Regions from separate parts of the Homo sapiens genome. Here all the other regions are linked to region 3. The links are chromatin contacts, found by Hi-C or POLR2A ChIA-PET in ENCODE. All regions are on one chromosome and are shown on one strand. Each heading gives the region's core, a stretch centred on a gene start or an enhancer-like site at or near the end of the contact. The rest is flanking DNA. Distances are from core to core; before and after follow the strand shown. Region 1 overlaps PIK3CD (phosphatidylinositol-4,5-bisphosphate 3-kinase catalytic subunit delta). Region 2 holds the start of PIK3CD-AS2 (PIK3CD antisense RNA 2). Region 3 overlaps CLSTN1 (calsyntenin 1).

Evidence for each region. Hi-C counts contacts between places; a loop is a spot of excess contacts on that map. ChIA-PET counts read pairs that join two places held with the same protein, here RNA polymerase II (POLR2A). Pooled maps may share reads with other maps.
Region 1: a loop to region 3 is called in a pooled map, with 2.1 times the contacts of the local background. The contact joins two enhancer-like sites. A Hi-C loop is called at or near these places in 6 of 50 pooled maps. POLR2A ChIA-PET finds 5 or more read pairs at or near these places in 12 of 52 experiments (AG04450, CD4-positive, alpha-beta T cell, CD4-positive, alpha-beta memory T cell and 8 more).
Region 2: a loop to region 3 is called in a pooled map, with 2.6 times the contacts of the local background. The contact joins the promoter of PIK3CD-AS2 here to the enhancer-like site in region 3. A Hi-C loop is called at or near these places in 2 of 50 pooled maps. POLR2A ChIA-PET finds 5 or more read pairs at or near these places in 5 of 52 experiments (AG04450, GM10248, HEK293 and 2 more).

Annotation. Positions count from the first base shown.
Region 1 is chr1:9,703,009-9,706,223 of GRCh38, reverse strand. All of the region lies in intron 2 of PIK3CD (phosphatidylinositol-4,5-bisphosphate 3-kinase catalytic subunit delta), which reads right to left. Among named protein-coding and RNA genes, the nearest start is that of PIK3CD-AS2, 17 kb to the right of the region's middle. Within about 2 kb of position 1,348, at least 6 of the 41 ENCODE cell types and tissues checked have a DNase peak (open chromatin) inside an H3K27ac peak, as active enhancers do; they include CD4-positive, alpha-beta T cell, where a contact is called at or near this core.
Region 2 is chr1:9,686,029-9,689,121 of GRCh38, reverse strand. PIK3CD-AS2 (PIK3CD antisense RNA 2) reads left to right here and starts at 1,548. Exons shown (of 2, transcript NR_126367.1): 1 at 1,548-1,787. The region is part of intron 1 of PIK3CD (phosphatidylinositol-4,5-bisphosphate 3-kinase catalytic subunit delta); the gene reads right to left. RefSeq lists silencers at 914-1,108, 1,434-1,573 and an enhancer at 1,624-1,793.
Region 3 is chr1:9,798,706-9,801,894 of GRCh38, reverse strand. All of the region lies in intron 1 of CLSTN1 (calsyntenin 1), which reads left to right. Among named protein-coding and RNA genes, the nearest start is that of CLSTN1, 24 kb to the left of the region's middle. Within about 2 kb of position 1,619, at least 4 of the 41 ENCODE cell types and tissues checked have a DNase peak (open chromatin) inside an H3K27ac peak, as active enhancers do; they include CD4-positive, alpha-beta T cell, where a contact is called at or near this core.

The DNA.
Region 1 (3,215 bases), core at 99-2,598, 95 kb after region 3:
CTCCTAGCCAGACCCAGTTTGTTCTAAACACACTTAAGGCTGGTCGCAGTGGCTCATGCCTGTAATCCCAGCACTTTGGGAGGCCAAAGCAGGTGGATTGCTTGAGTTTGAGACCAGCCTGAGCAACATGGCAAAACTCTGTCTCTACCAAAAAAAAAAAAAAAAAAAAAAAATTCCAATAAATGAATCAACAGCAATTTTAAATTAAATTAAATGTTTTAAAATTCCATTCCTCACACTGTCCACATTTCAAGTGCTCAAGAGACACATGTGGCATAACCTACGATCGGTATAACCACACCATTAACTTTACTAAATATCACCACACTGTCCTCAAGACGGTGGTGCCCGTCAGCAATCTCAGAACTGTGGTATGGAGATCAATCTCCAGATATTGGTCAACACTTGGTATTGTCAAATTTACTCATTTTTGCCAATTTGATGTGAATGAAATTATCTCGTTTTAATTTGCATTTCCCTGATTTTCCATAAAACCTTTATTTTCTACAAATAGCCTACTTACTATAAACTTTGCCCATTTTCCTGTGGGGTTACTTAATCTTTTTTAATGCTTTGTAGGATTTCTTTATATATTCTAGATTCCATTCCTTTGTTGGTTGAATGAGCGGGAAATATTTTCTAATCTGAGTCATCTTTTTGCTTTGCTTATGGTGTCTTTTTGGTGAGTAGAAGGTTTTTTGTTGTTGCTGTTTTGTTTTGTTTTAGGAGACAGGGTCTCACTCTGTCATCCAGGCTGGAGTGCAGTGGCGCAATCACAGCTCACTGCAGCCTCAACCTCCCAGGCTCAGGTGATCCTCCCAACCTCAGGCTCCCAGGTAGCTGGGACTACAGGCGTATGCCACTACACCCTTTTTTTTTTCCTTTTTTTTTTTTTTTTTTGGTATTTTTAATAGAGACTTTAAAAAAATATATGTTTTTAGTAGAGACTGGTCCCAAACTCCTGGGCTCAAGTGATCCACTGGCCTCAGTATCCCAAAGTGCTGGGATTACAAGCATGAGCCATCATGCCCAGCCTGGTGAGTAGAAGTTTTTAATGTTGATGCGGTCAAATTATCAATCTTTGCCTTTATGATTTATGATTTTTATTCTTTAAGCAAAGACTTCTCTACTTAAAGATCACATTCTCTTGGATTTTAAAGACTTGTAAAAACAGTTGAAAAGAAATATTTGGTTGAAGGCAGGTGTTGATTGGGTGGCAGCGCCGGCTGGGCCCAGGCCTCACCGTCAGCTGGACCCCAGCTGCCCTGAGGAGCGAGAGCTGCACATCTCTAGGCACTGCCACTGCTGGTCGCCACTTCCTCCAATTGCAAAACCACATCCTACTTTGGGTTCCTCTTGCTGAGAATGGCCAAGCCAAAGTCTTCCTTTTGTTTCAAAACTTGGGGGACCGGCTGGGCGTGGTGGCTCACGCCTGTAATCCCAGCACTTTGGGAGGCTGAGGCCAGTGGATCACTTTGAGCTCAGGCATTGGTGACCAGCCTGCGAAACATGGTAAAACCCTGTCTCTACACAAAATACAAAAATTAGCCGGTCATGGTGGCTCACGCCTGTAGTCCCGGCTACTTGGGAGGCTGAGGCTGGAGGATTGCTTGAGCCAGGGAAGTGGAGGTTGCAGTTAGCTGAGATTGTGCCACTGCACTCCAGCCTGGGCAATAGAGTGAGACCCTGTCTCAAAAACAAAACAAAACAAAACAAAGCAAAACAAAAAAACAACTTGGGAGAGAGTCAGGAATCCTGGAGAATCCACTTATGACATGAAATGGGCTTTGACCATGGGCTTTGAAAGTCAGGGGTATCTTTGGCCACTCAGTCTGGTGAGGCCCAAGATGAGCACATGAGGCATGAGCTCCCAGGGACTCCAACCCACAGCCTGGGTTCCAGGAAAATACACCCCTCACTCTCCTGCCCCTTAGCACTCTGGAAATGAAGTCTTCAACTACACCTTACCTAAATGGGATGTAGGGAAATACTTTCACAGAAAACCTCATTCCTAATACAGAAAGTATCAGACTGGTCTGCACAGGACATCAAATGCCAGGTCCTGTCACCAGTGAGACAGGACAGGAGAAAGTGGAAGTGCCTTCCGTCTCTCTGGGCTAAGAACCTCTCTCTAGCACAGTGGCCAACCAGCCCTAACTCTTCCCTGAATGAAGCCCAGAACCATAGCTCTCTGATATGTACAGGACAGAGATGCCAGTGAGTACAGGGACTTCAGAAATGCCCCAAGAACGCAAACCAGTACAACTGCTTTGGAAAACTGTTTGACAATATCTACTAAAGTTGAACATGCCTATGCCCTAGGACCCAGCAATTCCGCTCCAAAGTACACACCCCAGAGAAATGCAAATACATGTATATTTATCAAAAGACACGGGCAAGAGTGTCTATGGCATCACTATTCATGATGGCTCCAAAGTGGAAACTTCCCAAATGCACATCAACAGAATGGGGAATGGCAAAATAATGTGTGATACTCTTTCTGAGCAGAATGTTATATAGCAATGAGAATGAGCAGTCTACAAGTCCACACAACAGTATCGATGACTCTCACACACATAAAGCTGGGCAAAAGCAGCTGCCCACAAAAAAAATATGTGTTCATGATTCCAACTGTACAAAGAAACAAACACAGGCAGAATTAATAAATCTATGGTGGCAAAAGAAATAGGGGTTACCCCAGGTTTGGGGGAGTGACTAGAAGGGCGCATGGGAGGCTTCTGGGTGCTAGTAACTTTACGTTTTTGTTGGTTTTTTTTTTAATCTGGGAGCTGGGGACTTTTCAAAAACTCAACACACTCAGTCCAAGTGGTTCGGATAAGCTGACTTCACCCCTAGCTCCCTGGATAGCCTGAGACTCAGACACAGCCAATCAGGGGCCTGAGTTTGCCCAGGCCATGGGGATTGGCTTGGAGGTGGGAATGAGACTTAGGCGCAGCCTATCACTACACGTTATCTCCCTGACTATAGGATTCCAGGATGGCCATATGACTATCAAGTCAGTCCAGTGGGTTTTGACATCTAGGCTTCTCTGGGACTTCTTCTTGGGGTAGCAGAAACGACAGACTGTCTACCTAGAGCTGCTAGCAACTGTTTGCTGTCTTTAGGGGCAGAACTTGAGAAGAGACCAACACAGAGGAAAGTGGGGCTAAAGCAGACAGTACAAGCCTGGGTCCTGAGGACGAACTTTGATTCCC
Region 2 (3,093 bases), core at 299-2,798, 110 kb after region 3:
GCAGAAAGGGCGGGGTACTGGACCCAGGTCACAGAGCCGGAGCCAGACTCACTCGAGTAATTGGCCAGCCCGGGCTCTGGGCTCAAATCCAGCCTGCTGGCTGTTCCCTAGCTGATGGGCCTTTCCATCGGGGGTTCCCTTATATGTGAGATTTAGAAAATAAATGAGTGTACCTAGCACTTTCACTAATGCATCTATCCATTACAACGGGCGGTGTGCGTGCAGTAACAACACCGAGACAATCCTTGTCCCGCACTTAAAAAAAACTCTGGGCGCTCCAGTGTTTTTGTTTTTGAGACAGGGTCTTGCTCTGTTGCCCTGGCTGGGGTGCAGTGGTGCGATCATAGCTCACTGTAGCCTCTACCTCTCTGGCTCAATCGATCCTCTCACCCCAGCCTCCCGTGTAGCTGAGACCTCAAGTGCGCACCACCTCACTCAGCTAATTTTTTAAAATTTTTTGTAGAGGCGGGGGTCTAACTATGTTGCCTACGCTGGTCTCGAACTCCTGGGCTCAAGCCATCCTACCGCGTCAGCCTCCCAAAGTGCTCGGCCAGGCGCTCCAGTTTTTATCCAGGCATCTACACTGTAAGATAGATGTTGTTCTCCCTTGGTTGTAAGTGGGGAAGCCGAAGCTAGGCGGGCAGGGACTCTCACCCTCACGTACTCACACAAACACTGTCTGCACAGCCTCTTGGGCAGAGCTAGCGCTGGCACCAGTTTAGTTTGGTGCTGAAACCATACCCCTCTTGCTCTGCAAGAGCCCATCTCCCCTTAGAATATTCTTTCGGGTCCACAGCCCAAGACAAACCTTTGCCACAGGGGAACGCAGAGGAGGAAGCGGGGTGCGAGCACCAGAATCAGCCCTGGCGTGTCCCGCGGGGTGGTAGAAGGTGGTTTGAAGAACACTCCTTGGTGGTCCTAATTGCTGCACGTGAGGTCAAGGCAGGGCCGCCCATCCCAGGCAGATGAGCTCCAGGAGCCTTCCTCGTGCCTGAGAAGACGGCAAGGAGAAAACACTGCCGGCTGGAAGCCCTCGAGAATCTCGAAGAAGCCCAGAATGAAAGGACCAGGCGGCCGGGACTCGGAGCTCCCTAGCCAGGGCGCGCGCAGCCAGGCCTGACGCTTCCCTCCGCCCTCGGCGGCCTCTGCGTCCTCCCAGCACCCGGCAGCCTTGCCAGGGGTCCCGGATGCCCAGAGCACCCCCCAAGGAGGAGAGAGAAGAGAGGGAGTCCAGGATGAGAAGACGGGGGGCCAGGGTGGGAGGGGACACTCCTCTTCCCTGGCCGTCCCTAGAAGTCACACACAGACATTCACTCAAAAAGACACGCATGCAGATGCGCACACACAGACACAGGCGCAATCATGTAAACGGACACACAGAGACCACAGACGCTCGTGCTCATACACGCGCTCTCGCTCTTCACACCCTGCACCAGGTGGGCACTCACCCGCCCGCACCCTGGCTGTGCTTTCACAGATCCCGGGAGAGGGCGGAGCCCGGGCCGGGGGCTGGAGACCGCCCCCGGCCCCGCCCCCACGCCCTCCCATCTCTCCCTCCTTCCTGCCGTCCCCCGCCTGAGGGAGGGGAGCGGTGCAGCAGACATCCGAGGGCAGCTGGGACCCCCTGACTCAGCCGACGGGTGAGTCAGGCTCCCTGCAGGCCACACCGGACCCCCCCAGGGCGGGGATTTCCCCAAGATGAGAAATCAGCCACCGGAAGTCACGCCGGACCTTGGACGGGCAGACAGAGGCTGGGAGGAGTTCTGGGTGCAGAGCCCCCCAACCTGGTAAGTACAATGATCCCAGGGCTAGGACACCAACGAGATTTTCCAAAGGGCAGACGAGCTTCAGCGGTTCCTCCACCCCCATTCCCCACGTGTGGGAGCCCTCCTCCCTAGCGGCCCCGTCCTGCAATCGTCCCCCTGCGCGAAGACTTCCGTTTATCTCCAGCATGGATGGAGGGAAAGTCAAGCTCAAACACAAGGTCCCCATCAGCAATGGAACCCAATGATCCGCTGGGGGTTCAAATTGGGGGTGTCAGGCACGGGTGTCTCTGGAGCCCAGAGAAAAATCCAAGATTCTTTGAAATGGCAAAAGCCCCCAAAAGTGACTTTCTTGTATTGCCACGATGAACTGGAACTGCCCTGACAAACTCTAAAAAGATAGAGACCTTAATAAATTGTGTAGAGAAGAATTAAAAGAGTGAATACAGATGCATGGAAAATCTCTAGAACAGTGCCTGGCACTCATATTAAGTATTGGCTCTCACACATGGATAACAGACACAAGGAGACCAAGTGACTTGCCCCAGGTGGCACAACTAGTTAGTGGCAGAGATGGAGGAAAAACCAGTCTCTGATTCTTTGTTCACAGCTCAGGTACCTTCAGTCCTTTCTGAAATTAAGTGAGAGTATAAATAAAGTCATTTAGTGGATAAATGAATTTTACCACTGTTAAATATCAGAGTAGACCTGGCACAGTGGCTCACGCCTGTAGTCCCAGCACTTTGGGAGGCCAGGGCAGGAGGATCACTTGAGCCCAGGAGTTCAAGACCAGCCTGGGCCACACAGTGAGACCCCCGTCTCTATTTTAAAAAGAAAAGAAAAATCAGAGTAAATTAAGGCGGGCACGGTGGCTCACGCCTGTAATCTCAGCACTTTGCGAGGCCGAGGTGGGAGGATCATTTAAGGCCAGGAGTTTAAGAACAACCTGGGCAAAACAGTGAGACCTCGTCTCTACTAAAAAAAAAAAAAAAAGAAAATTAGCCTGGCATGGTGGCATTTGCCTGTAGTCCTAGCTACTTAGGAGGCCAAGGGAGAAGGATTGCTTGGCCCAGAAGTCTGCGGTGAGCTATGATGGAGCCAAGAAATTAGATTCCTGCTCCTCTACTTGCTACTAAAAGGGCCAATCCTCTTGTTAAATCCCAAAACATAAGGCAGGAAACCAAATGAGCCTCTGCTCCCACTCATTGGAGCCCTTGTTCCCTTCAAGGAGCCCTAGAAGATGGAAGAGTATTTGCTGCATCAGTCACTTCTCCCTCTCCTGACACTTTGTGATGTGTGATTTCATCACACTTTTGCTGTGATGAAATCT
Region 3 (3,189 bases), core at 370-2,869:
AACATCTTTGTCTGGTTTTGATAGAATAATGGTGGCCGAGGCCGGGCGTGGTGGCTCACGCCTGTAATCCCAGCACTTTGGGAAGCAGAGGTGGGCGGATCACCTGAGCTCCGGAGTTCGAGATCAGCCTGACCAACATGGAGAAACCGCATCTCTACTAAAAACACAGAAAGTTAGCCGGGCATGGTGGTGCATGCCTGTAATCCCAGCTACTCGGGAGGCTGAGGCAGGAGAATCACTTGAACCCAGAAGGCAGAGGTTGCAGTGAGCCGAGATCGTGCCACTGCGCTCCAGCCTGGGCAACAAGAGCGAAACTCTGTCTCAACAAAAACAAACGAACAATAATGGTGACCTCACAGAATGAGTTAGGAAGTATTCCCTTTGCTTCTGTAGAGAATTGGTGTAATTTCTTCCTTAAATGTTTGGTACAATTCACCAGTGAACCCATCTGGGTCTGGTACTTTTCGTTTTGGAAGGTTATTAATTGTTGATTTAGTTTCTCTAAGAGATACAGGTCTATTTAGATTGTTTGCTTTTTCTTGGGTGAGTTTTGGCAGATTGTATCTTCCAGGGAATTGATAAATTTCATCTAGGTTATCAAATTTTTAGGCATAGAGTTGTTCATAATATTTCTTATTTATTTACTTTTGAGATGGAGTTTCGCTCTTGTTTCCCAGGCTGGAGTGCAATGGCACGATCTCAGCTTACTGCAACCTCCGCCGCCTGGGTCAAGTGATTCTCCTGCCTCAGCCTCCCAAGTAGCTGGGATTACAGGTGCTTGCCACCATGCCCAGCTAATTTTGTATTTTTAGTAGAGTTGGGGTTTCTCCATGTTGGTCAGGGTGGTCTCGAACTCCTGATCTCAGGTGATCCATCTGCCTCGGCCTCCCAAAGTGCTGGGATTACAGGTGTGAGCCACCGCACCCAGCCTCTTATTTATTTATTTATTTATTTTTGAGACTGAGTCTCACTCTGTTGTCTAGGCTGGAGTGCAATGGTGCAATCTCGGCTCACTGCAGCCTCCGCCTCCCAGGTTCCAGCTATTCTCCTACCTCAGCCTCCTGAATAGCTGGGATTACAGGAGCATGCCACCACACTCCTGGCCAATTTTTTTTGTATTTTTTTTTCTTATTTATTTATTTTATTTTATTTTTATTTTTTTTTTGAGATGGAATCTCACTCTGTCGCCCAGGCTGGAGTGCAGTGGCACGATCATGGCTCACTGCAAGGTCCGCTTCCTGGGTTCACGTCATTCTCCTGCCTCAGCCTCCTGAGTAGCTGGGACTACAGGCGCCTGCCACCACACCCAGCTAATTTTTTTTTTTTTTTTTTTTTTTCTAGTGGAGACGGGGTTTCACTGTATTAGCCAGGATGGTCTTGATCTCCTGACCTCGTGATCCTCCTGTCTCGGCCTCCCAAAGTTCTGGGATTACAGGCGTGAACCACCATGCCCAGCCCCTTTATGTATCTTTTTAATCCATGGGGTCTTATAGCGGTGTTCCTGTTTTCATTTCTGATACTAGGAATTTGTGTCTTCTCTCTTTTTTTTTCATAGTTAGCCTGGCTAGAGGCTTATCAGTTTTATTGATCTTTTCAAAAAACCAGCTTTTGGTTTTGTTGGTTTTCTCTATTGAGTTCCTGTTTTCAGTTTTATTGATTTTTGTTTCAGTTTTTATTTCATTTTCTTCTGCTCTCTTTGTATTTAATCTGCTGATCTTTTTCTAGTTTCCTAAGGTTGAAGCTTATATGATTGATTTTAGCTCTTTCTTTTTTTCTAATATATGTATTAAATGCTTAAGTTTTCCACTAAGCACTGCTTTCACTACATCCCACACATTTTGATAAATTATATTTTCTTTTTCATTTAGTTCAAAACATTTTAAAACTCCTCGATATTTCTTTGTTGATCCACGTGTTACATTTATGTGTGGTTTTTTGTTTGTTTGTTTATTTTGAGACGGAGTCTTGCTCTGTCACCCAGGCTAGAGTGCAGTGGCACGATCTTGGCTCACTGCAACCTCCGCCTCCCGGGTTCAAATGATTCTCCTGTCTCAGCCTCCCAAGCAGCTAGGACTACAGGCACCCACCAGCACGCCCAGCTAATTTTTGTATTTTTAGTAGAGACGGGTTTTCACCATGTTGGCCAGGATGGTCTGGATCTCTTGACCTCATGATCTGCCTGCCTCGGCCTCTCAAAGTGATGGGATTACAGGCGTGAGTCACCGCGCCTGGCATTTTTTTTTTGTTTTTTTGGGAGATGGAGTCTTGCTCTGTTGCCCAGGCTGGAGTGCAGTGGCGCGATATCGGCTCACTGCATAGTCTGCCTCCCGGGTTCACACCATTCTCCTGCCTCAGCCTCCCAAGTAGCTGGGACTACAGGCGCCCGCCACCATGCCCAGCTAATTTTTTGTATTTTTAGTAGAGACGGGGTTTCACCGTGTTAGCCAGGATGGTCTCGATCTCCTGACTTCGTGATCCACCCGCCTCTGCCTCCCAAAGTGCTGAGATTATAGGCGTGAGCCACCGCGCCCGGCTCCCTGGAATTTTTAACTCTCAGAGTTCTGCACATTGAACTCCAGCAGTTTGTCGATTACAGCTTAGGTTTTCCTACCCTGGCACCGGTTCCCATGGAGGTTTCTGCTCTGTAAATTGTGATTCCTTGTGTATTTGCCTGTGTCTCCAATTTTTAAAATTTATGTATTTTTTTCTTTTTTGAGACAGGGTCTTGCTCTGTCACCCAGGCTGGAGTTCAGTGGCACGATCAGGGCTCACTGGATCCTCGACCTCCTGGGCTCAAGTGGTCCTCCCATCTCTGCTCCCTGAGTAGCTGGGACCATGGGCGTGCACCACTATGTCTGGCTAATTTATTTTGATTTAGTAAGAGATGAGGTCTCACTTTGTTGCCAGAATGGGCTCAAACTCCTGGGCTCAAGTGATCCTCCTGCCCCGCCCTCCCAAAGTGTGCTGGGATTACAGGTGCGAGCCATCACACGCAGCCTGTCTCCAATTTTGGGGGGCAGCAATTGCCTTGTGATCTCACTTCTCTTAGGGATCTAAGAATAGTTCTTGATTTTTCAGTTTCTTTGGCTTTTTTACTTGTTATTAGGACAGATTAGCAACTTCTAATCTCCTAACATGCTGTACTGGAAACTGGAAGCCCCAGCATCACATTTTAAAATGTACAATCCA